Linked DNA regions of Mus musculus: regions 2, 3, 4 and 5 are each linked to region 1. Evidence: chromatin loops called from intact Hi-C (ENCODE). Cell type or tissue: left cerebral cortex. All regions are shown on one strand.

What was found. A loop is a pair of places that touch in the nucleus more often than their neighbours do. Peaks named below come from ENCODE experiments on the same cell type or tissue, not always from the same donor. Only the 100,000 strongest peaks of a DNase experiment are listed, where the experiment ranks them.
Region 2: a loop joins it to region 1, with 5 times the contacts of the local background. A loop is called at or near these places in 4 of 42 quality-filtered maps.
Region 3: a loop joins it to region 1, with 2.5 times the contacts of the local background. A loop is called at or near these places in 2 of 42 quality-filtered maps.
Region 4: a loop joins it to region 1, with 5 times the contacts of the local background. A loop is called at or near these places in 2 of 42 quality-filtered maps.
Region 5: a loop joins it to region 1, with 2.5 times the contacts of the local background. A loop is called at or near these places in 2 of 42 quality-filtered maps.

What each region holds. Positions count from the first base shown.
Region 1 is chr11:36,672,645-36,677,644 of GRCm38, reverse strand. All of the region lies in intron 2 of Tenm2 (teneurin transmembrane protein 2), which reads left to right. Among named protein-coding and RNA genes, the nearest start is that of Gm51889, 22 kb to the left of the region's middle. In left cerebral cortex, a CTCF peak has its summit at 2,539; DNase peaks (open chromatin) are centred at 890, 1,023, 1,710, 2,522 and 2 more places; H3K4me3 peaks cover 2,451 bases; H3K27ac peaks cover 2,461 bases.
Region 2 is chr11:36,043,654-36,048,653 of GRCm38, reverse strand. It overlaps Tenm2 (teneurin transmembrane protein 2), which reads left to right. Exons shown (of 29, transcript NM_011856.4): 23 at 1,013-1,887. Among named protein-coding and RNA genes, the nearest start is that of Gm42072, 48 kb to the right of the region's middle. In left cerebral cortex, a CTCF peak has its summit at 2,817 (motif pointing left); DNase peaks (open chromatin) are centred at 533, 1,368, 1,595 and 2,786; H3K4me3 peaks cover 361 bases; H3K27ac peaks cover 343 bases.
Region 3 is chr11:36,458,185-36,463,184 of GRCm38, reverse strand. The region is part of intron 2 of Tenm2 (teneurin transmembrane protein 2); the gene reads left to right. Among named protein-coding and RNA genes, the nearest start is that of Gm33585, 100 kb to the right of the region's middle. In left cerebral cortex, no CTCF peak of the experiment used is centred here; DNase peaks (open chromatin) are centred at 2,080 and 4,553; H3K27ac peaks cover 731 bases.
Region 4 is chr11:36,236,895-36,241,894 of GRCm38, reverse strand. All of the region lies in intron 5 of Tenm2 (teneurin transmembrane protein 2), which reads left to right. Among named protein-coding and RNA genes, the nearest start is that of Gm46251, 75 kb to the right of the region's middle. In left cerebral cortex, no CTCF peak of the experiment used is centred here; a DNase peak (open chromatin) is centred at 2,770.
Region 5 is chr11:36,448,544-36,453,543 of GRCm38, reverse strand. All of the region lies in intron 2 of Tenm2 (teneurin transmembrane protein 2), which reads left to right. Among named protein-coding and RNA genes, the nearest start is that of Gm33585, 93 kb to the right of the region's middle. In left cerebral cortex, no CTCF peak of the experiment used is centred here; DNase peaks (open chromatin) are centred at 673, 990 and 2,879.

The DNA.
Region 1 (5,000 bases):
AAGAAAGGAAAGGAAAGAAAAAAGAAAAAAATAAATAGAAAGGAAAGAAGGCAGAGAAGGGGAAAGGCGAGGGGGTGGACTTAGCGGTGGTGTAATTTGAGCCCGTGGTGAGGATTGGAGCGAGCTAGCGATGCTGCACACTGCTAACAAGGGAAGGAAGCCTTCAGCTGAGGCAGGTAAGAGCGCCGAGCCGATCGGAGGGTTTGACCGAGTGGCTTAGTTAAATTTCTGTTTTCACCGGTTTTATAATTGAGAAAGGCATCTGCAGCAGAAGCCGATTTTTCAGTCGGCTTCCTTTTGTTTAACATAGAAAGTACCTGTATTAATTTTGATGAATTAGAGCATGCAGCAAATTCAATTGAAAATAGATTTGTATAGTAAATGCATTTATATGGAATGATTTTTTTCCTCCCTTTTATTTAAGGGGAGAGATGAGAAATATGATTTTGATCAGAATAGCACTTTGCATTACGTTAAATTCTAAACAGCTAAGGGAAGGGGGAAACATAATTCAATTGATACTGTTTTTGAACTCCAGGACTTAAGCCCTGGGAAGACAGATGGTATTTGAAATTTTTTCCTCTTTCTGAACTTCTGATGCGTTATAATAATTTCTCACCGGAGGTATCGGCAAAGGGCAGAGTTTATTTAAGTCTGGCTGCTTGGGTGTGTTTGGCTTGGCTCTTGTGGGTGAGGCGCATCTCGAATCTCCTGAACCTGAGGCAGGTTGACGGTTTCTAAATGGAGACTAAGTGTTGTCCCAAATGAAATATGAACTTAAAACATCAGGTGAGGGCACGCCTTAGAGAGGCATCCAGTAAATAATTAGGAGAACCGAGTTATGACAGTTTGGAGGGGGAGTTAACTCTGGAAGTGCTGTTGGATAAAGCTTTCTGGATTCGAGACCCCCTTAATGGCAGAGGGGGCTAATTAGAGACTCAAGTGGGAACTTTGATTTAAGCCCCCAAATCTAGGATACCTGTAGTGCTCTTCTAGAGGTAGCTTTAGGTGGACATTCCTTTTGTGCGCTATGAATGGGAACTCTGGATTGTATCTGGTGGCATTTCTCCTTTGACAAGCTCGGGGATGACGCTTTAAAGGGCTCGTATCTATTTTCACGGTGAACAAACAGAGACTATGCTCTATCCTTGAATCATCTCTCAGCACAGGGTGTTTGTGGCCGCAGATGTTGTTTTTAAAGTTTGGGCTATTTGCTGTTAATCTCACTTTTGGTGGATTTTGTTTTCATTGCCTCTGCTGTTAAAAAAAAAAAAAAAATGAAATTGTGACCGGCATGAATGAACTGATATTTGAGAATGGAGAAATATAATACAAATAAGCCAACTTTTGAAATTAAGCGTGACCAGAAATCTGAGTCCTATCCAGGTTTTTGACAAGCGTTACCCGACGTATTTAAGTTGGTTTTTAAATTACCTTGGTGGGCATAGGGGAAGTTCCTTACAAGTGTGCTGTTTGATTAAAGAGAATGCTTCCTGGGAAGGGAATATGGAAAGGTGATGGCCGTGCCTCTAGGCTTGGCCCTAGGAAAAACTGCCCTTCTATGGCTCTGTGGAGTTCAGTGAGCACAGAAAGATAGTATTTCACACATTTGTGTCGTGATAGAATGTTTTCTTGCTTAGTTTCCAAACTGGACTGGCTGTTTAACACCTCTATCTGGAGTATCTTGTGTTGCCAGACCCACCTAATGGCATCTTGTACATGCAGCTCATGGATTCAGCCTTGAGAGGGCATGGGGACAGGCTCGGTACTGGGCAAGGAGGAACAAGTGGAAAGTGGCTCTGGTCAGACAACGTCTGGACAACATCCAGAGTTTATCCCGGGTAGGAGTTTCCTGGGAAGGTCCCGGTACAGGTGCAGGCAAACGGAATTATTTTCTGTGGATTGAAGAGAGAGAGAGAGAGATGGGATCCAGGAAAAGCCATACAGCCATGGGATGCTGGGTAGATGTGTTGGTAGACACTGGCAAATTTAAAAAATAGCCTCACAGGTAGTTTTCCTCCTCTTCAACTTAAGAAACTTGACAGAATCATAAAGTGGCTTTCTTCAGAATTCTTTCTCTGTGCTGCCTTCTTGAATGAACTCTTTTCTGATTCTTGGTACACCTAAACATTGACGGCTTTTTTTTTTTCTTTCTTTTTCTTCTTCTCCCTCCACCGCTCCCCCCGGCAATTTTTTTCTAATGATAAGGATTATGCTTTAAAAGAGTGGTACGGGTTCAGAAAATATGCCCAGGTACCGTAACTTTATCACATATATTTTCTTCCTCTGTATATGAAAATGACTTCCTCAAGGTGAGGCAGTCATAAGTTTTAAATTATACCTTGTCCACTTACCACCACATGAGCCTCTGTCTCTCTCCTAGAAGGACACAGGACTAAAGTGCATGCAGAGAGTTGCCCTGTAACCCGGTGGCATCTCGGCTGGCTGGTGGCACTCTTTAGGGTAGATGGCAATCAGTGGTATCCCTACTCAAACTATCTGATTCATATAAATAGCATTTTTCTGACTTTTCCAGTAGATGTTGCTGGAGAGCAAAGAAAAGATTATTTCCACCCCCCACAGGAAAGAGAAGAAAAACTAGACTTACAAGAGGCAAAGAATCAGAGCCCTCTCTCCAAACTAATTTGCTAATTAATGAATTACATTGTATCATTACCTTTTATGTCTTTCTATAGAAAGCTATTCAAACTTGATTTAGATTTGTAAATGACAATTTGTCCTCCTTGGGCCCTATATATGATGTCTGTTTGCTGTTTTCCATTTTTGTTTTTGTTTTGTTTTGTTTTGTTTTAAATCAAGTTAGCTGCACATTGCTATTCAGAACATCCCATCCCTGAATGCAAAAACCCTTTAACATGCAAATATGATGTCAGAGGAAGAGCTGAAATAGAGTACCCGGAGAAGAGTAATGATCAAACGCATTATAAAAATATGCACCAGTTGCCAACAAGTAATGAAATATTAAGAAATTAAAAGCATGCAACCTCTAAAGTAATAGAATTTCATTGCTCTGAGACTGTTTTCCCACTGAATATTAAGTTCTTAATAGATGTACCAGTTAAAAAAACAAAACAAAAAACAAAAATCGAAAACCTACATGGTTTGTCAGTGAAGTTCTTTCATTATATGATGTTGAAAAATTAGCCCAATAGGATTTTCCTCAGAATGGGAAATGTAATTAACATTGGATATTAAGTGCCAGACTGACAAAGCAAAAGCCACACGGCTTGATGGGGGAAATAGAAACGCAAAAGCAAACAGGAGCAAGCGCTTAGAAGCTGAGGGGATCCACGCTGGAACTACTCTGCTGATAATCATTCTGATAAAATGACAAAGACATCCCAGGGGAACCCAGGATTCTAGTACCCAGACAGGAACTGATGCAATTTCAAGCAACCAATGACCTCTGTCTATGGGAATATTTGTTTTTAGATATGATCAATTAACCAATTTCAGTGGAGAAGGGGCATGTATTTTTTTTCCCCTCACAGAAGGGGATTGTTGGGCATCACAAAACCACTTTCGCACAGAAACAGAGTCCGACCTACGTCGGATAGCTTTTGGATCCTGTTACCTTAGGCAGACATGGCTCTGTGCTGGTGGATTTTCCTGATGCATTGAAGTATTTCTTCTGCACTTTTCACTCCTGAGGTGTGAAATGCTCCAGAGGCTGTTTTAATATAACAACCCCCATTTCTTCCTTCCTTCCTTTCTTTCTTTCTTTCTTTCTTTCTTTCTTTCTTTCTTTCTTTCTTTCTTTCTTTCTTTCTTTTCTGGGAAGGAAAGAGTTTATATTTAAAAGGCCTGAGTGTCAAGTACATCTATTTTGCAATTAGCACTAGAAGTCCACTGAGGTAAGGACAGCCCAGCTTTGTTCTTCGTTGATTTACGTACATATTTTGTTTGATGTGTAGTGGTTGGCTTGTTTTCTTCCTTTCTTAAAAAAAAAAAAAGTATAGCCTACATTTGCTGTATGATTGTATTTTCTGGGATTGTTTTACCTGTTGTTTGCACCTCTCTTCTTTCCTCATACCGTCTATAAAGTACTTCCTATATCAAAAGCACTACGAGTAAAATGCTCCCAAGCTTACCCAACAAAGAGAAACGTCTGCCCATCACTGACATCTTTATAGAAGTGGAAGCCACAGGGTGGACCTGGAAAGCACTGGTGAATACACCAAATGAGCCTCCCTCTGTCCCTCAGCAGAGCAGGCAAGAATAGGCTGGTGTGGATTGAGGGCATAGGAGAAATAGGAAATAGGAAAGAAGATGAAAACATGAAATATTGTGGGACAGCACCATCAGATGGAGCATGTAGGAAACATAGACCCCAAGCAATGAGGGATGCTACTGCCAGTAATGGGCTTTGAAGGACCAGACAAATTTGGGGTGCCCACGGGAAAGATGTCAGGCAGTTTGCAGACTAGTTGAAACTTGGTATGAGAGTAAGAAAAGAGTAGAATCATGACAGTAAAGTTTTCCCCAGGATTCTCTGAAACATCTGTCTAGATGACCTCTCTTCTCCAGCTACACTGCAACCTTCTGAAGCTATCAATGCTGCGACCGTATTAACTCACTTTTAAAGATATGTTGCTAGGACAAGAGGAGTGCATGCCTGGCCCCAAAGCTGGAGGCCAGTGCACCTTGCATTAGCTCAGTCACTGGTTGTAAAGTTGAGAACTAGAACTGAGAAGAGTGAATGTGGATGCTATTGTAATTATTGCGACTTCTTGTGTGTGCTGGAGATGTCTTGGACTCATTAAGACAGATTTGGTATGGGTATGTTTATTTCATACCTTTGTAAGAAAAACCTTCACCGTTGGTTAAAGACGAGGCACGTGGTTTAGAAGACGTGGTGTTCTCTCTTTGCTATTGCTATTTGGACGCAATACACGTCGGGTTTATCTCCAGTTTCCTGACATTGATTATGATGGATTTGTGTGATCTTTGAGAGTTTTCATCTTGCTGAAAAGGTATAT
Region 2 (5,000 bases), 630 kb after region 1:
TAAACCTCCACCTTGTGCAGTAGTTACTAGAGCAAGGCCCTCCTCAATCATCCCGATGTGTGTGCTTTGTCAGGTCTCTTAGGGTGGCAGAGACCACGGGCTCCTCAAATGTGCAACATTCGTTCAAAGAGGCTAGCATGTATGCCCACCGGGCCCAGGCCTGTGAGAGTCTTTTCAACTCTTGGTCAAACTCATAAATTTTAACTCAAATTTCCCAACAAACTGACAACTTGCTACTGAGATTTTTTTTTTAATTATTTCAAATTCCACAGAAGAAGGATGTACTTGACTTGGCTTTGTTCGTTTCTCTTTTTTTTCTCTCAAACACTCAAGTTGTAGTTTGTTAGCCAGCCTGTTCTTTGTCTGTTCTTGGGCTAGGGCCACCTTCCAAGCCACATGGTTGCTTTTTCCCAACTTAGACAAATGTGTCATCTCTAAATGAACACAGCCTTCCCTGACCCATGGCTCGCAGAGCTGACGCTGGGCTGAATTGCCTTGGTCCCTTATGCATTTATCTACCTGTACAACCGCATTGGATGGCTGTAGCCCTGGTTAGTCATCTGGAGCTGAGAAACACTGGTGTGGATGGAGCTGCCAGGATCGAGTCAAGACAGATGAAACTGAAGGCAGAGTCTGTCACATGCTCCCCTCCTCTCTATCATAAACAGCCAGCTCAGGCAAATGGTTCAGTGATGAGCCCTCCTAGTACAGCTTGCTACTTAAAGGCTAAGTTGGTGCTGGAGAGATGCCTCAAGCTGGGCCTTGAGGAAGACTTGGGTTCAAGTCCCACCATCCATGTGGTGGGTTACAACTATCTATAACTCCAGTTCCAAGGGATCCAACGGCCTTACCCTTTCTGACCAGGCATGCACGAGGTTCCCACATGCAAACAGGGAAAGCATTCACACACGGGAAATAAAATGAATATTTTTAAAAGCTAAGTCATTTTCTCCTAGACGAATAAAATTAACATGTTCGAGGCTGTTCTTGAAATGCCATCTGTCGTGTGCAGGTCCGTCTAGAATGGCCGACAGACCTCGCCGTCAACCCCATGGACAACTCCCTGTACGTTCTGGAGAACAACGTCATCCTGCGGATCACGGAGAACCACCAGGTCAGCATCATCGCGGGACGGCCTATGCACTGCCAGGTTCCCGGCATCGACTACTCGCTCAGCAAACTCGCCATCCATTCTGCGCTGGAATCAGCCAGCGCCATTGCTATTTCTCACACTGGGGTGCTCTACATCACTGAGACGGACGAGAAGAAGATCAACCGCCTACGCCAAGTCACCACCAATGGAGAGATCTGCCTCTTAGCCGGGGCGGCCTCAGACTGTGACTGCAAAAACGATGTCAACTGCATCTGCTACTCGGGAGATGACGCTTACGCCACGGACGCCATCCTAAACTCGCCGTCCTCCTTAGCCGTGGCTCCAGATGGCACCATCTACATTGCAGACCTTGGGAATATCCGGATCAGGGCGGTCAGCAAAAATAAACCCGTTCTTAACGCATTCAACCAGTATGAGGCTGCATCTCCGGGAGAACAGGAATTGTACGTGTTCAACGCTGATGGTATCCATCAGTACACTGTGAGTCTGGTGACTGGGGAGTACTTGTACAATTTCACATACAGCGCTGACAATGACGTCACCGAGTTGATTGACAACAACGGGAATTCCCTAAAGATCCGCCGGGACAGCAGTGGCATGCCCCGCCACCTGCTCATGCCTGATAATCAGATTATCACCCTTACCGTGGGCACCAATGGAGGCCTCAAAGCCGTGTCCACTCAGAACCTGGAGCTGGGCCTCATGACTTATGATGGGAACACTGGACTCCTAGCCACCAAGAGTGATGAAACTGGATGGACAACTTTTTATGAGTAAGTAGGCTTTTGACCAATCTCTATAGAGCTCTCCCCTCCTCTAGCTGGCATCCAGATGAACCACTCGCATCGTCTTTAAAACTGCCTAGTCACGTCTTGCTAACTCTAATGACTTCTTATAGCTGCAGGATATTCATGTCCCTTCTCCCGACTCCTAAATGATTTGCTCTGTCGGGCCTCTGATATTGAGCATCCTCCCTGCCAGCATTGGGAATTCCTGTTGTCTGCTTGCCGTTCAAACTTCAGGATATTGGACACGCACAGCACCTGGGAGATAAAGTGCTGATTAACCCCACTGATTATTCATGTTTGCCATGGGTGCGGAAATTAGAAACGAAGAGGGAGGGTCCCAGCGGGGCTTCTGTGATTTAACAATAGGTCCAGCAACACACTTGATTGCACAGACAGGTAGATAAACTCTGAATTTCCTCTTTAGCAGAAGCAGATCAATACAGATAAAGTGCTAGGTATATTAAAAGATGTGAGGGCTGGCCATATTTCCCCTAACAATTATCTCATACTTAATAGTTCTACCGTTTGCTTTGCCAAAAAGCTGTTTTCCCCAGCTCCTGAAGCGGCTTTGGTCAAGCAAACCTGCTGCTGCGGGTATTAACCTAAGAGCTGCTGGTTGGAGGAAGCTACTAAGCCTGAGTCCCCAATGACCTGCTGGAGACTGAATGGAATCTGCCAGCCTCTGGGCTCTCCACAGCAGTGAGCGAACGTTAGACATTAGCAAGTCCTGGCTTGCTTTCCGTGTGGCTGCCAGCTGAGAATTTAGTAAGTTAGGGAGGGGATACCACAGAGAGATGGAGGTGGGTGGGACAAGAAAAAAGAAGACTTCATTGTTGATCGCGCTTAAATCAACAATGTTCGCTTCCTGTTTGTACGCCAGTGTGTTTGGGAGAATGCAAAGGAAGCTGTCGCCACCTGCTGGCGGTTTTACTGCATTGCAGAATTGTTTGCCTGGTCCTGTCTTCCTTCTTGGGGCTTATGGGGACTTCTGAGCAGCTTCACATCCTTCAAGGTGCTGGTACTTGGTCGTCCTTCACTAGCCAGTGCTCTTTTCCTCTGTGGGGACCATCTGTATATCACCTTTAGTTCTCAGCACAGTCGGGTTAAGGCTTTAATCCACAAACCTCCCGGACGCTTCCTTCTGGCAACGGTTATATCAAATGACCTTAGACACATACATTGTAGCTGCTAAATCTCTTGAGTGAAGAGCAGAGGCCCTCCTGAATTAGGCCTAGGTTGGAGTCCAGTTCTGAAATTCGGGTGTAGGGATCCCACAGAAATGAGCTCTTTGATTGGAGGCAGCTTGCTGCCAAAGGTCCCCAGCCGAATGAAAATATACACTTGATTCTTTTTTTTTTTTTTTTGAAGTGTTTAATCAAGAGTTACAGTGAAACTGATTCACGTTTTCTCTTTTAATTTGATAGGCTTGAGAATGTGAGTAGATCCAAGCATCTAAATTTTCCGTTGTGGAGAGATTCACACATACAAGTTTTCCTTAGGTTCCCAAGGAAAAACTCAGACACAAGCTGCACTTCCTGTCAGGGGTGTAAGGTCCAGGTGAACATACACAGTGATTGCAGAAGTCTAGAGAAGGAGATTAACAGAAATGAAGAAAACTATGGGATGTGCTTCAGTGAGATGTTCCCCTCAGTTCCAGAATGTTCCAGGAAGTCCCAGCCTTGGAATTAAAATTTCCCCAGTTGCAGACTACTGAGTCCAGATAGAGTATGATGGCCACAGTCCACCTTAGAGGGAATGTCAAACTGCACAGCCTTCTGCAGGACAAAGCCTCGCTTGCCAGGAAGCTCCCAGCCTCGGCATCAGGGAGGCAGTGGTGTGGATGCCCGCTCTGAGATGTGCTTCCCGTTGGCATTGGACAAGTTTCTCAACCTCCCTGAGCGCCTGCGTTCACATCTGTCAGGCGGTAGCATCAGCTGCACAGGAGTTGTGGGTGTCCATTGTTAGCTTTAGATAACTTTAGAAATCAGCAAACCTTGGTATTCAGAAGCTCAACAAAAACGAGATGCTAACAAGACTGGAAAGAAGCAATAAAGCTCATCTCTGTCTCCGGCCCCTCCTGCCTAAAGAAGGATGCGGGTGTTAGACGGGGATATATGTCAGCAGCAGAATTGAGGGGTGCGCTTCGCACTTTAGTCCTCTCTGTGCTTGGTACTTGCTCACAGTTCCCACTTCTGTCGGTCCCCATATCCTGAGGTCCAGAGGCATAAAACATAGAACGTCCCTAAAGCCAGGCCCTCCAGAAGAGAGGCGCTATGATGTGTGCCCTGTGGTTGTGGCCAACTCCTCCATATCCAGCCAGTGGAAAACCAGCAGGTATCACACAGTCTAAATGCTGGCTTCCCGTGGGATGGAGTTCAGCAGTTATGTTATAGAAAGAGCAGGCTCTGTGGTCTTCCAAACAGGAATGGTTCACTCTGGAAACAGTTACATTCCTCTGTCTTAGAAGGTGGCTTTTGGAGAGCCAACCACAATGGAGATGTAAGAATTGAGCTTTGGGGGATCCTCCCGTGCCTCCATGTTTCCAGAGTAGAGAAGAGCAGCCTTGGTTTAATCTTTGTCTTTTTATCTATTTATGAGGCATAAAATGCTGTCCATTTCACTGCAGTCCAAATCCCCAGTACTTTCTCCATGTTTGGTGAATGGCTGCCACCAAGGTCCTGCCAAGTCTGTTGAGGTAAAACAGAGACCTCATTGCTGGTTATCACTGCTCTCAGTCCAAAGGGATAGTCCAGAGGTTCCTATAGAGAGAGCTGAATCTGCATATCTGTTGTGGGGGAAACAAGCAGCTGCACCCCCTCCCCCCCTCCTCCGAAAGTCAGTCTGCAAGCTAGGGAGCATGCTTTCCCCACACAGCCTGGGAGATGCTTTCCCGTGCCCTCCCCTCCACTTCCCCCAGAGTGGAAACTCTATTTCCTCCTCTCAGACGAGTGGCCAGCAGCAGCCTGCCCAGAACAGAAGTCCTGGAACTACGCAGGACCAGACTTCAAGTCCTGCTCCCGTTCCAGAGAATACACTCAACACAGTCCTTGCCTGGTCGATCTCTGCTGCTGAGCACTGTGCAAGACACCTGAAGCCCA
Region 3 (5,000 bases), 210 kb after region 1:
ATAAGAGAGATATCTAGGTCCTTGGACTGTACCAGTGGCAGGTCTCATCATAGGATGAGTCTTCTACAAACCTTTTTATAGGTTATTTATTATTTAAGGCAATGTTACTTTTGGTAACCGAAAACCTACACCACCAGAGACTGCTTCTACATTGGCCCAGTTCTGGGTGCTGTCCTCCTGATGATCTTTAAGAGGCACTGTTTCTCTTAGACCATTCAACTGTGGCAGAAGAACAGTGCTTCCTAACTTTGGAGCCTGGAAATGACAGACATCATTCCCCTTTCATAAGTAATCCTGTTGCCCTACCTAGATGCTTGTGAAGCAGTTTGAGTTCTAGCAAATTCTGTTCCTCCTGGAAAGTCAGAATTGCAGTCTGTATGGTTCGTGTTGGCCACATGGGCCTCAACTCTACTGCTGTGCTTTTTACAACTAACGCTGAGACCTAGGATTTTGAGGAAGAAGTCTATGTCTCACAAACACTGCATCCTATGGCGAGTATGGTCAATTTAATAAAGGTGTCATAGTTGAATGATGATATTAATGAAGCAAAGAAGCTGAATAGATCTCAGAAAGGATGGCAACAGTAAAAACTGCAAATATTTGACCCCTTACGCTTCTTTTCCTAACCCCTGCCCAAGGTCTCAGTGGCCAACATCAAAATGGGGTCATCACAGCTCTGTCTGAATGAGTACTCAAAACAGACTCTGAGTACAGAAAAAGTCAGTGTCTACTTTGCTTATACCAACTTCCTGTGTGTCTACCAAGCCAATCCATGTCTTCCTTGGCTTGTAGCAGGAAAACTGACACTAGTTCCTAACAGGTTCAAGAGTGGACCCCAACTTTTCTCCTCTGGACATCCCAGGCAATCTTGCTTTTTCCTGATCCATGGAATAGTCCTCCTCCAGGGTGGGTAGTCTCTCTTTCCCTCCATCCTTCCCCCCTCCCTCCCTCCTCCCTCCCTCTCCCTTTCCCTTCTCCCTCTCTTCCTCCCTTCTTCCCTCCCTCCCTCCTTCTCCCCTTTCTCTCTCTTCTCTCTTCTCTCTCTCTCCTCTCTCTCTCTCTCTCTCTCTCTCTCTCTCTCTCTCTCTCTCTCTCTCTCTCTCTCTCTCTCTCTCTCTCTCTCTCTCTCTCTTTCTGAGACAGTTTCCCTGTGTAGCTTTGTCTGTCCTGAAGCCCACTCTCTATATCAGGCTGTCTCACAGAGATCTGCCTGCCCCTATCTTCTAAGTGCTGGGATTAAAGGCATGTGCCACCATTGCCTGGCTAGGTTGGCCACTGTCAATGTCCTGTTTTTTGTTTGTTTGTTTTTTGATGACTATTATAGCAACTTTGATGACTATTATAGCTTGAGTTGCCCCTGTTCCCTTTGAATTTTTGATAAGCCAACTTACTGTGTGGTCTCATTTGTATATTTTCAAACCCAGCAATGTTCTTTGGTCCCCCATCCCTAAGGAAAATGTGTACAAGTACTTGAGCACATGCATTGTGCAGTCAGAGTGCCCATCCTCCAGCCCTTGTTCAGATACCAGCAGGGCAATATGGGACTTTTGAAGTTGTTTCATTTCCAGACGGTTTTTGAAAGAAAAAAAAAATCATACTTAGCACAAAGCCTGAGACATAATGCCTACTTGATAAAGGTTAGCCAGCAGTATCTTTATTGCAATTGCCTATGTATTCCTACTTTAAATGTTTAAATGGGTATTCTATACCATTGTAGCCCACAGATAAAGAAATGGCATCAAGAAGTCTGAGTTACCCATTGGTTGGTTTCTTGATTTAACTTCTAGTTCAGTTCTTTGAGTGTATTTTTTGTTATTAGCAGACAAAATAAAAAGCAGGCTTAAAAAATATATGATGAAGCCATGCCCTGGCTTTGATGCCTGCGCAGGGCTTCCATTCTGTCAGTGTGATTTCTCTGCATGGATGGATGGCAGAATGCGGTCTGTTTCTTAGACTGTTTAAAGCCAGGCACAAAAGAAGTCACACTGGCCGAGTCCACAGCTGGCAAAAAAATGGAAGAGGCTAAGCTGGTGAAAGAAACTGTTAATACAGACCAGAAACTTTTTAAGCTATAAAAAGGAACATGCCCACTGAAATTCTGAAAGCAGAAGTTTTATTTGGGTGAAACGATGTTCAGCTCTGCATGATTCCGACTTAGAAAACGCACACGCTTGCCTTCTCCCTCTGCCAAAGCATCAGATTTTAACACAGAGGCACCAAAATAGAGAGAGAGGAATAATGGGCCTTCAGATGGTATGTGCCCCAAAGCAAACCGAGCCACATACATGCTGAAGTGCTCGTACCTTTCAGAGAAGAAAAGACAGGGGGCTGTGTCTCTAACCCGTGGACCCCAGCACCGCCTCTGCCATCTTGCTCCATCCCTAGTAGCCAGGGACAACAGGTGAAGAGATAACAGATGTGAAGAGAAGAGGTATGGCTTCTAAGTCACTTGCCAGCACACCTCTTTTTTGTAACCGCCTCTCTACCTCATCCCCACAAAGAGCACACACCCTAAGCCCCGAGTGGGCTACCAGGCAGCATTGTCTGACAATACAGTCTCTCCATCAAATGCTTTCAGTATTGAACACAGAATGCTTCTCTATCTCTGGCAGGGCAGACATTCAACGACCTCATGGATTTTCCTTTATGTGTAATCCAGTGAAAAATATGCCTTTGTCTTTCATTTCTCACCCCAAACCTTAGAACAGGACTCAAAATCTCATGGCCATTCACATCACTGCCAAAGGTTTCTATTTATCTGAGTCTACAACATATCAATAACTGCCCCCTGAGGGGGCATTGGGCTTGGATTGTAAACCCCAAGTGTCTAAGGAGAGAGTCTCTGTAAAGTCCTTAGAATTTATCTGGTGAAGCACTGCATCTTTAATAAAAACGGTCTCTAGTGATGTTTTAGCTAGAGTGCTTCAGGGTTTTTGTGTGCTTTTTAATTCCCTTTAGTACACTGTAAACTCTTAAACACCAGGACTGTATTAGGTATTCTAAATATATATACCTTTACATACCTGTGTATTTTATGTATAACATAACAGACACATATATTACTTTTGGAGATGTATGAGTATTCTATACAGTACATAGCAAGTGCTGGAATGACATGTAGTAAGGTCTTAGTAGACATATATTGAGTGAATGAGTGAATGACTGGGCTATTGCACAGAGCATAAACCAAAAAGAAGTGGAACTCAAGGTATCAACAGCGAATCTCAAATTCTATAGTTAGAAACTGAGAAGGGAGTTTTAGTCTTGATTTTGGCTTCCTCTCACTGTTTAAGGGAGCAAACCTATTTGGTATAACTTCTACACTGGTTTAAAAAGGATGACTAGAGTTGGCCATATTTAAAAATATTCTTGACCCCAGGATATCTGGATTTCCAGTGTCCTTAACCCAGCCTGACAGGTGATCTGTGTCTCACAAGCAGGTGGACTGCAAAGACAAGTGACTGCCAGACTGAGCATTGTATAATGTTTCTGGGAACCCAGCTTTTCCTTCGGTTTTTCAAGACAGGGTTTCTCTGTGTAGCCCTGGCTGTCCTGGACCTCACTATGAAGACCAGGCTGGCCTTGAACTCAGAAATCCACTCCCGAGTGCTGGGATTTAAGGCAAGTGCAACCACAGAACCAGGTTTTCCAGCATCTCACATTGTCGCCCCCAAAGGGGAAAGATGAATGCCACTTGCTGCTGAATAGCAAGCTCTAAATATTGTGTTACTCACAGTGAGGACATGAATCTACCAGATAAAGATGAGTGAAAAGTCAGTAGAGATGGCTACAAGTCTCGTAGCCTGCCGTATACAACTCTGGGGGGTATCTTCCAGCACTGAGAATCCGCAGACCTTAACTTTAGCAACTCCAAGTCCAGGCATCCCAAGCCTTCTGGAAGCTTCTTTTCAGCTCAGTTTTCCTTTTAGGGGAAAATAAGGTAATGGCTAGGATGATGTCTCATAGCCTACACAGGGCCAGCCATCACCTCTGGCTAGAAAGCTAACTTAGGGGGGAAAAAAACCCATCCCAATCAGAGGTATCAGGAGATAAGACAGCTCCATGTGGCTCTAGAGGGTTCCTTGAGAAGAGAAGACGACATGCTCTGTCCACCTCACTGACTCTAATAGCTCCTCGGGAGCCACAAAGAGCAGTTGCATCCATCCTTAAGTTTGGAGACTTTCTCTGAAGCTGGCTTCACACAATAGAATATAACGGCTCCCCGGGAGTGGTTACCAGAGGTCATATAAATCTGCATGGAGGGCTTTACTGCCTTTTCTTTTCTTTCTTTTTTTTTTCTTTTCTTTTTTCCTTTTTTTAAGGTGACTCATTTTTACCCCAGGAGGTAAGAGTCTGTTAACAGGCATTTGCATGATAATATCCATGTCGACATGTTCAGTGTTATGGAAAGAGTTGTTGTACACCAAGCACCGTTTTCACGGCTTCTGTAGCAGCTTTCTCTTCTGAGGTTTCCAGTCCTAATTGGGCTCTCCATTTTGTCTCTTTCCTTCTGCCCACTCTGCTGCAGGGAAAGCATACAGGGCAAGAAAGCCATTCTTTTCTGTACACCCACACTCCCTGGATTCTCCAAGAACATTAGGAAAAACATGTTCTTTCGGGCTTTTAAACGTAGGCAGGGTGGGCTGAAAGAACCTCTCCCCGTACTTAAAGCCCTGCAGAGATGTCTGCCCTTCATGGGCAGAATTAAATTAGGAGATGAAATATCAATATTCTTCCTTCTCCTCACCTTTCCTTTCTTCCTCCCATCCTCCCCTTCCCTTCTTTTTCAGGTACAAACTGAGCCTTGAAAACAGAGGGAAACCAGGTTCACATCTAGGCCCTACTACTTCCTACTTACTCAAAATAAATGGCATCTCTGTTTCTTACTTTTCTGTCTGGGAAGTGAGGGTGATAGTAGTAGCCTCTTTGGAAAATTGATGGAGGACATTTTTAATAGATTAAAGTATAAAACTGTAGTCATTGCATAACCATATTTAATA
Region 4 (5,000 bases), 440 kb after region 1:
AATTGATTCAGAGAGTCAAATCCCTTTTATTTTTAATTTTTTTCCCTTAGTGTTAGGTAATTGTTCTCTGTTGACAATGAATATTAACAGATTGCCAACAGGCCATTGGAACGAAAGTCCTGTGACGGACCTTCAAATATCACATTGAGGTGGCATGATTGAGCAGCAAGAAAGGATACTTAGAAGCCAGGAGTTCTCCCCCGGGCTTTTGTTGCCTACCTGTGTACAAAGAGCAGGTGTCCCTCTGATGATGCAGCCAGTTGCCTTTTTTTGATATGAGGTCATAGCAGATGTCCTCCAGGATGGGCAAAAGTGTCACCCTTAAATTTTTTAAGGAAGTGATGTGTTAAAAGAGAGAGGCAATCATTAAAGAAGAGACCACGCATAAGTTCTTCAAACTAAACGTATGCACTACAGTAAGAACCAGTGGTCAGCAATAAAAGCTTGGTTGTCTGGTGAGCTGTGAGACTGGAATTCGATATCCCAGCTTGGGGAATTCTCATCTGAGCCCAGAGGGTATATAGTGCTCCTCACAGGGATATGACGGGGCTCATGTGTGTTGGGAATAGATGTGGGTATTTTTAAAAGAGGGGAGTGGCTTCTGAGTGAGCTTTCTGACTGACTTTCGATTCGTGACCATGTATAGGAACCTACTTCTTGGCTCTGGTCAAGATGTGTCCTGAGGCAAGCCTTTTGGTATCTCAGGGGCAGTTATAGTCACAGGACGCTTTACTTGACCTGAGGAGGTTGGCGCCACCGATCCTTTCAGTGGTGTAGACTCTGCTGCTAATGCAGTGTCCGCATAACACTCATCCATCAACATGGGGATCAGCAACAAATGAGCTCCTAAAAATGGGTGCTTTAGGAGAGCAGTGGCAACAGCATCCACTCTGCAGAATGAAGCCAAAAGGCACCAGGGAGGGAGTGGAGCAGAACATTACAGAGGCCAAGATAGATCCTGAAACGGGATGTAAGATATTCCTATGAGGATTCTGGGTCTGAGAACTGTGGGTAGAAGTTGTGGATTTATTACCACATTCTGGCCACTATTAGTAATTCACTTATTTATTGATTTCCAAACAAACACAAGATACGTGAATGAGCACTGACCCTAGGGCCCACTGCCACATCCCAATATCTCTCTTTATAAGCTGTAAACATAGGTGGGTTACTTAAACTCCTTGTAGCTCCATTCCTTCTTGTAAAATGGACCCAATAGTAGTAACTATCTCATATGGGCTTTGTAGATACTTCAGTCAATAGCTCTTTAATATTTTTTAAAAGGTTGTTTGGCAAAAGAAGAGGAGGAAGAGGAAGGAAAGAAAGAAAGTGAGTGAGAGAGAGAGAGAGAGAGAGAGAGAGAGAGAGAGAGAGAGAGAGAGAGAGAGACTATTTCTACAGGAATGAACCCATCAGTTGTGTTTGCTTCCTTTCTGATACATGGTGGCAAACACAAGTTGAACCAAGTAAAACGAATCACCCCCACAGCCAAATGTCAATTTCCTTTCCAATTTCTATGTGAAATAAGAGGAATGGGACCATCCCAGCAAGAACAAACTAATTAGATCAAAACAGTGATTATAATGATAATCCCTCTATGTAGACAAGTTGGTTACATTTGCACCTGCCAGGAAATGAGCTGTACGTACACACACACACACACACACACACACGCTTACCTGAACACATTTTTCCCAGAGAGAAGAGTTGGCCTTACCCAATGAGAGCTGCCTATGGTAGAAAGACACAGAAGGGAACTCTGAAGTCACTAGCCCTTCAGTCAGAAGTTGGTTCTAAACACACAGAGCTGTCCAAGCACAGGAAATAGCTGTCTGCCTCGATGCAAACTGCCCAGCAGTCCCTGTCCTGGCTTTTTTGTTTGTTGGCTTGACTAAAATATTTGAAATTCAACAAGGGTTTTGGGGGCACTGTAGCTCCTTAGAGAGCACAGAGGAAAAGATGTTCAACTCCAGCATATTGCCAAGAACTGAGCTTGACTTTGGGCTAGCTCTGAGGTATCCTAAATCCAAGAATCATTTTCTGGAGCGTTCTGGACTGTCTGTGAACTGAGGGTTCTTTTCGGACATTTGGTACTGAAAGAGTTACTCCTGGTGATGTAGGTGGAATTAAGCAAAATGCATGTGACTTCTCTATAGTAGGATTACAGTGGGGCACAGTATGGTTACTGTCTCGTTAAATATTCTAGCAGGGAATAAATCTCTCCATAAGTGTGGTTGGATGTTTCCCTTTTGTTTCTTGTTTTATTGTTTTGCTCTGTGTGGAATGTTCCAGGAACAACTGTTTGTTCTTGCTGTCTAAGAAGTTCAGCACACAGGTACTGTGGTGGATTTATGTGGTAGTAAGAGGACATCCACCTATTACTTTGTGTAATAAACTTCCTTCCAGAAGGAAGAGAGAGAAATGGCTCGTGCTTTGCTGGCAGGGCAAATTTCATGAATATCTACAGCAGTCATCAAAGCCAGCCGGCACGGAGCTTGCAGAGATCTTTAGGGTCCATGCTTTCTGCTCTTACCAGAGAGAAACCGAGCTCAGAAAGGTGTGCTTTCTAAAGAGACAGGGCTAGCACCCAGCTTTGGAGACGGGGCTGGACCAGCTCACCAGCTTCATGCCACATGCCGACTCTCTTGATATCAGATGTCTCTAAGGAGCTTGGCAGCAGTCGAATCACAATTTGGTCCTAGCTGCATTTTCTGATAAATCTGTGGGTCCCACCCAGGACTCAGTGTGGTTGATAAAAAGAGCTGTCCATATGCTTTGCACACCAGACAGCCAGGCAGTTTTGACACTTTGGGGAAAGTGTAAATGCTTGGTCTGGATTCTCTTCTAGGCAGAGAGCCATCCCAGCGCTCCATGGAGAAGGAACTTAGAGGGACGCTTAGCATGGACGGGGTTCTCCGTATGCGCTTCAGACTTGTAAGAGAGCTGTGTCTGATACAGGCAGAGGCTGAGCTGCTCACTCTGACTTGCGAGGCGACAGGGTGGCTGTATTAAAAACAGGATGTCCAGTTAAACGTCAATTCCAGATAAACAACAAAATGGTTTTTTTTTAATAGGAGTATGTCCCAAATATTGTTTGAGATATTAGTATCTAACATGAACCCTATTTTATTTGCTGTGGCTCACAACGTTCCTTGGTGGTCACACTTCTGTTTAACACACTCTTAGGTAAGGTACGATGCTAAATCCAAGGAGAGTAGATAGTATCTGCCCCGCCATGGTGATTAACCCAAGGAACAGCCAATCGTGTGGCCAGAATAAGTCCAATTAAAGTTCTTGCCTAGATTATTTAAAAGCAAAACTTGACAAATTAAGCCCCTTTTCTGGAAATCCAGGGACTGAGGCATTGGAACAGAAATTAGCACAAAGTCCTTTTATGTAAAGTTTCTCTGGGGCTCTCAAATGGCTATAATAATATACCAGATTCTATGTAACTAAAATTTGTTTCAGTTCAAGAGACTGAGAAGTCCACTACTCAGGTACTAACACACTTTTGGGGTCTGGAAAGGCCCCCACTTTCGGGCTCATAGATTACCTTCTAGCACTACTTACATGGTAGAGGAAGCTCACTAGCTCTTTAGAGTCTTCCCTGAAGTGCCTAACACTGTTATTCCTTTTTTAGCCTGTTGGTTTAAGGGCATTAGAAGCCCAAAATGACCAGGGGGAAGTCTGAGCTTCCAGTTCAATGAAATGTTTGTTGTAGCTCCTGGTAGGAGCACTCCCCTCTCTGGAGCCAAAACTTCTAAGCCAGCAGAACCTAGAGTTATGGGGACAGGAAGCAAAAATTTTCCTAGAGGGTCACTAGGAGTGATAGTAAGTGGAACTATTCCGTTTTCCACCCCTTGATTCCTGGACCCATGAATCCTGGCTATGGGTGAAACTGTACCATATATCGAGCGCTGATTCAAAGCATATACTGCCTTCTGAAGAACTCTGCCCCAGCCTTCCAAGCTGTTACCACCTAATTGGCGCTGTAACTGCGTCTTCAAAAGGCCATTCCATCTTTCTATCAGCCCAGCTGCTTCAGGATGATGGGGAATGTGGTAAGACCAGTGAATTCCATGATCGTGAGCCCACTGTCGTACTTCTCTGGCTGTGAAATGAGTTCCTTGGTCAGAAGCAATACTGTGTGGAATACCATGACGATAGATGAGGCATTCTGTCAGTCCGTGAAATACCCACTCCCACAGGACCTACCACTTTAACTTGGGGTATAAGACTTCATGTGAGTTTAGGGGGGCAACCAAGTGGCTGGTAATACAGACCATTGATGAAAATTAAAACCAGGTTTGATTAGCTAACTACTCCTGCATCTTCCATAAACTAATTGATACCCTTCAAAATTACCGATTTGTGATTATGCCAGGACAAGGCAAGGTACCCTAAGCTGATACATTAGTTGCTTCATTCAAACTATAGAGCCAAGTATTATGGGCGGGGGAGGGGGAAGGATTTCCCTTGGAATACATGAAGACAGATGGTTACATCCAGAGGCCCCAGCCTCAGTATATCATTTGTGGAAGTTCAGCAAAGTATCTAGCTTTGGGTAGACTGAGGGCAGATAGAGGGGGTGGGGCGTATACTCCACAGAGAGCTGATATCCCCCAAGGCATGTCTGTCTCAGTCAGGGCTAGCCAGAGAGTGGAAGAAGGGAGCCACTTCAGAGACACTGTCTAAAATATCTTCTGTCTAAAAATACCTTTTTCTATCTGGCACAGTGCCCGAATTTTCCATCTTTAGAATTTGTAAGTTTGGCTTAAGCCATTAATTGCCCCTCTAATTGTATGTCCATTAATGGCAGAAAATATGATGTTGTGCGGAGTTCTGTGAATGAATGAAAACACCAAGTTGCAACAGATTTTTTTTTCCAGATATAACTAACTCCATTGCAGTTGCTGATAATTTGAATAGGAGAATTCTGAGCTAGCTGGAACTCTGGGAAAGTTAGGATATGACACAGAAGAATCCACACAGGAGGTGCT
Region 5 (5,000 bases), 220 kb after region 1:
CTAAAAATATTGAAGTGTCAGTGTAATTGTACAAATGAGAGAAAGCTGGCAATTTTGTGTTCTGTACACAAAGTAATCGAGCTATATAAAATTATTCTGGGAGTATTGCAGTAGGTATATATGAGAGAAATGTATTTGGTGTCTAGACTTGGGTTCTACCTCTAAGTTATGACATTATATCTTTGAAAATATTCCAAAATGTGTATTTGTGGGGGGAGCATGTGGAAGGGGTAAAAATGTAAAACATTTCTGATACCAATCATTTCAGACAGGAGTTCTTTCATTTAGACAATGCATTTTAGTGAATAGTAATTAAATTTCAGAGACTATGCAAAATGCCTTCCTTAACTCTTCTCAATAGTCCATTTTGCTGAAGAAAGATGTGGGTAGCACTGGCCTTTAATCCCAGCACTCAGGAGACAGAGGAACTCTGAGTTCAAAGATACCCTGGTCTACAGAGAGAGTTCCAGGACAGCTAAGGCTACACAGAGAAACCCTGTCTCATAAAACTAACAACAACAACAACAACAAATTGATGCGCAAAGTTATTCAAATTTATTCAGCTACGGAATGGAAGAGTTGGGACTTAGGCCAGCTGACTCCAGAGTCCTAGCCAGAGTCGTGACATCCCAGCCACATAGATGTCACGTTCAACATCAGCACTTGAAGCCAAGGCATTCTGCTCTCAAGTGTAATCCTAATCAGCTGTCTAGAGTCTAAAGACTCTAAATGGGTCATGCCTGTGAAAGAACCCTTCTGAAACAAAGAAACCCAGAGTCAGTCACCTACACCACACTCAGTACCCACCCATCACGTGGTGTTGGGCTTCACTCTGATTGGTAGGGAAAGCCTACACCGTACTATGTACTTCCTATCAGGAAATGAGACTAGACGGTCCGTGTAGGCCAAGCAGGGATGAGAGATGAGAGGGACACTTTTCTGTGGGTGGCGCTGATTGACTAGGGCTGGAAGTAGTCACAGGACAGCAGCAGGCAGAAGATGTGCCAGCACTTCGCAGACTCTGCATTTTTGCCTAGGGCCGGCCTTGCTTCAAAGCGAAACTTCCACCGAGAAACTAAATAAAGGAAAAAGAAAAGCCAAAGAGAACAAATTCCCATTTAGTCAGCTTTTACTGTCCTCCGAGGCTCTGTGTTTATGCTAGATCTTAATTATGCTGCTTGTCAAAGACACAGTAAACTCCACTGTGGTTGAGGGAGCGATTTTATCTTTTTATCTTTACAGTCAGAAAAGGACTTAGTATTCTGAACCCTACTCTTGATGAGCTTCAAACCTGGAATAAAAGAACGTTTTGCTCTCCTTCCCAATTGGCTTTGCAAGCCATCCATGAACACCTAATAAGGAAGTTTGGGCTATGTTAGGAGTAGCCAGTGCCCAGGTGGCCTGAGACAGAACCATTGAATGCAAGGGGACTACATAGACCAGTCCCTTCCGGCATCCCCACTCTTGGCCCTTTTCACCTGCCCTCCAAGCATCCATGCAGGACTTGTGATCCACATTCTGGGACACGCATAACTGCCTCCTCCAAGCAGGGTAAGTATGAAAAGTCCTCCTTGGGGCTGTTCCTTAAAGGTGTACAGCCCTTAAACAACTCCAACTTATAAGATGAAGAAAACGCTCCCCTTCCAAGCCTCTTTCTAGTCACACTCCATCAAGGAGAAGATCCTTTCCTTGGCTGCTCTTGCCATTCTATTTCCTTCCCTGAGAGGTTCTTACCTTCCCATCTCTGCCAGATGATGTTTTCTATTTTTTTCTCATGACATACTGCTTTATTTTTAAATCATTGCATCTAATTGTGGGAGGAGGGGGGCTAAGTTTGCTTCATGGAACAAGCAAGTAAACAAAAATATCTGAAAAAACTCAAATCAAGAGCATGGAGAAAGGAATGGCTTGTGGGCTGAGTTCTAATGGAGAAGCCCTGCTTCAAGTCTCACTACAGATCTGCTAGCTGAGTATGCTGCTCTCTGGAAAGTGTCCCCCCAAAATCTATGATTTTTAGAGTCATAGAAACTGGAGCAGGCCCTTGCCACAGACCCTACAAAGTAGGAACAAAAGGTAAATGCTTTAGGGTGGCTTTGCCTATCTAGTTCAAGTACCTATGTAGTACCTTCTACAGTACCAGGAGGTCAGATTGTGGAAGATTTTGTCTTTGTTTTTCTTTGTCAAAATTCAAATGCCTGGGCCCCAACCCCAGAGGTTCTGTTTTAGTAGATCTTGGGTAGAATGTATAATATCTGTTTTCATAACCATCTCAGATCAGAGATGAATTCTCCGGGCTGAAAATCGCCAACATGGATTGATTCCAGGATTGTATTTCAATCAGAAAGAGCAAAATACATGCGAATGAGCCCTGTAGCTATAAATCAGCCCAATGCAAAGAGCCCATACTAATATAGGGTACATAATGATTCTACTGATTTTAAAATAAGTATCTAAAGTATCTTTGCAATTCATGTAGCCCCATGGTCACCAAGCAAGTAAGTGATATGCCAATACTTTTAGCCTCTCTTGACCTCAGGAAACTTATCTAGAAAATTGCAGAGGTGTTTTATTTCCATGGGAATAATGTGTTTGATGAGACAATCTACTGAGGTCCCTCTTATTACCATAGTATATCAGAGTGTCTTTACCAAGGTGGAATGAGATAAAATCCTCCCCTTCCAGAGAGCTGTAGGCACAATACAAAGAATAATCCTGGCTGCTGTTAGAAGCAGCTCTTCAGTTGGGTTTTGTCCCATGGATCAGAGGATCACAGGAATCCTTCTGGTAACTCTGTGACAACGCTTCTCTCCTCCCAGCCTCACAGGGCTGCTCTCCTCCTGGATTCTGAGAAAACCAAGTGTGTGTCATGGAACACCCAAGTCCGGGTGAGCCGTGATTCATTTCTAATCACCACCACTATCCAGGTGGCTTGCTTGAGCCTGGCTTACACAGTTCCCTTTCAGCACTGGTATTTTATAACTAGCATTACCCTGCCATACCCAGGGCCTTGTGAAAATATTTTCAACAGCTAACAAGCAGAGCCTACAGTTATAATATGCTCATTAGGCCGCATGTTACTTTGCAAGTCTTGCAGCACATATAATCTATTCTTGATTTCCATTGTATTTCCGTTCTTATGGACACCCAATCTGGAGCACTAGCTGCCTCTGGGTTTGGCCAAGAGCTGCTATCATGATGTGTGTTTTCCATGAGGCTGCAGTGACTGGGAAATTACACACACCTACCCTCTTTCTATCCCAATCACCTTCATTCATGCCATAGCCTTCCTTGATCCTCTGTGAATAAACTCTTTTAGAAATCAAATAAAAATTTTAAAGACGACGTAAATTAGTTCCAGTAGATGAAAGGGTTGATTTCTGAAGTTCTTTGTTGTATTGTTTAATTTGTGTTTATTTCTTTTTAAATTCGGTCTCTCATTGTTCTGGGGCCTTACTTCTGTGTTACAGAACCACTGCCTTGAAAGACCAATGCCCTATTTCTAAATGATCAGTTTCCACATAAAGCCCTTTGATCAACCCAGTATAGTTCCAACTTTTTCTTTGTGCTTTGAAAACCCAACATTTGGGGAAAACATATTCTCTGAATCTGAGGTCAAAGTGTTCCATTATCATTTTATTTCTTGATGGTTAGTTATAAAGAGCAGTGCTTATTCAATTCCTGGGCTTAGTGCCTGGGATGTGCCTGTCAAGGTGTTAGACCTTGTAAACACAGAGATAAATGTTACCTGTTTCATTCCGTTGTGGAAATAACTGCCAGTGGAAAATGTCAGCTTTCTCAACTTATGTGGACACAATAAACAAGATGAGTGGCATTAATATAGCTATGAACACAAACTACAGGTTAGAGACAAGGAACAAACACAAAGACCCTAGAGGCAAAGAAGGTGTTGTGTTAGGATTGAGTGTGGAGTGACAGAGAATTAGACACCCAAGGAGACCAGGGTAAAGAAACACAGGCTAGAAGCAGCTGTGGGAGGAACTAAAGATATATATCCTAGAGAGTGACCATAATTTGAGAAATGTATTTATGTGCTGACAGGGATATGGTGGTTGGGTACGTTGGCTTCACATAGAGATCTGGGTAGGACTAATGGGTGGAGAGTAGAAGAGAGGAAAGAAGAGGGAGAGGCAAGGGTCATGATGTCTAAGTTCACTTGTGCTGCCAACACACAACACACACTTGAGGTATGCTAAGAAAAGAAATGTATTTTGCCATAGTTCTTGAGGCTGGGAAATCACCTGTGAGCATGAAAGCTGCAGGCATGGGATCTGGAGGGAGTGTGTTCCATACATACAGATAGATAGATAGATAGATAGATAGATAGATAGATAGATAGATAGATAGATGATAGTATATATAGATACACATGCTTTGCTCATCCCACAGTGAGAGGGTGGCTTCTACAAGCCTCTCCTATAGGATCGCTAATCTGTTCATGAGATTTGGAAGCCCTCCTGACCTACTGACATCTTAACACCCCACCTCATCATCCTGTCACTCTGGGGACTACGTGGCAGCATACATTCTAAATGACACACAGATATTCAAGTCATACCAGTAAATATGGGCCACCATAAAGACCTTTGGTGAGGTGTGTAGATCAAGACCAGTCACGCCCCCATAGTCAGTATATTTCTTTTGCCTTTTCTCAACCTTTGCACCTCTCATCCATGAGTTTTTAAAATGCCTTTCCCTTGGTGCTACTAAGAAAATTCGATGAAATCAAAGGTAAGGATGTGAGCAAATTCATGTAGATCAGCACTTGTAGTCTCATCATTCAGAGACTAAGGCAAGAAGACTGTCATATGTTTGAGGCTAGCTTGGGTTGCATAATGAATTCTAGACCAGCCTGACCTTCAGTGTAAGAATGCATCTCACCCATCATCATCATCATCATCATCAAATTCATCCAGCCCATAGTCACAGAAACCCTCTTGTTGCTTAGAATGTGTGATCTTCATAGATAGACGAATTGAGCT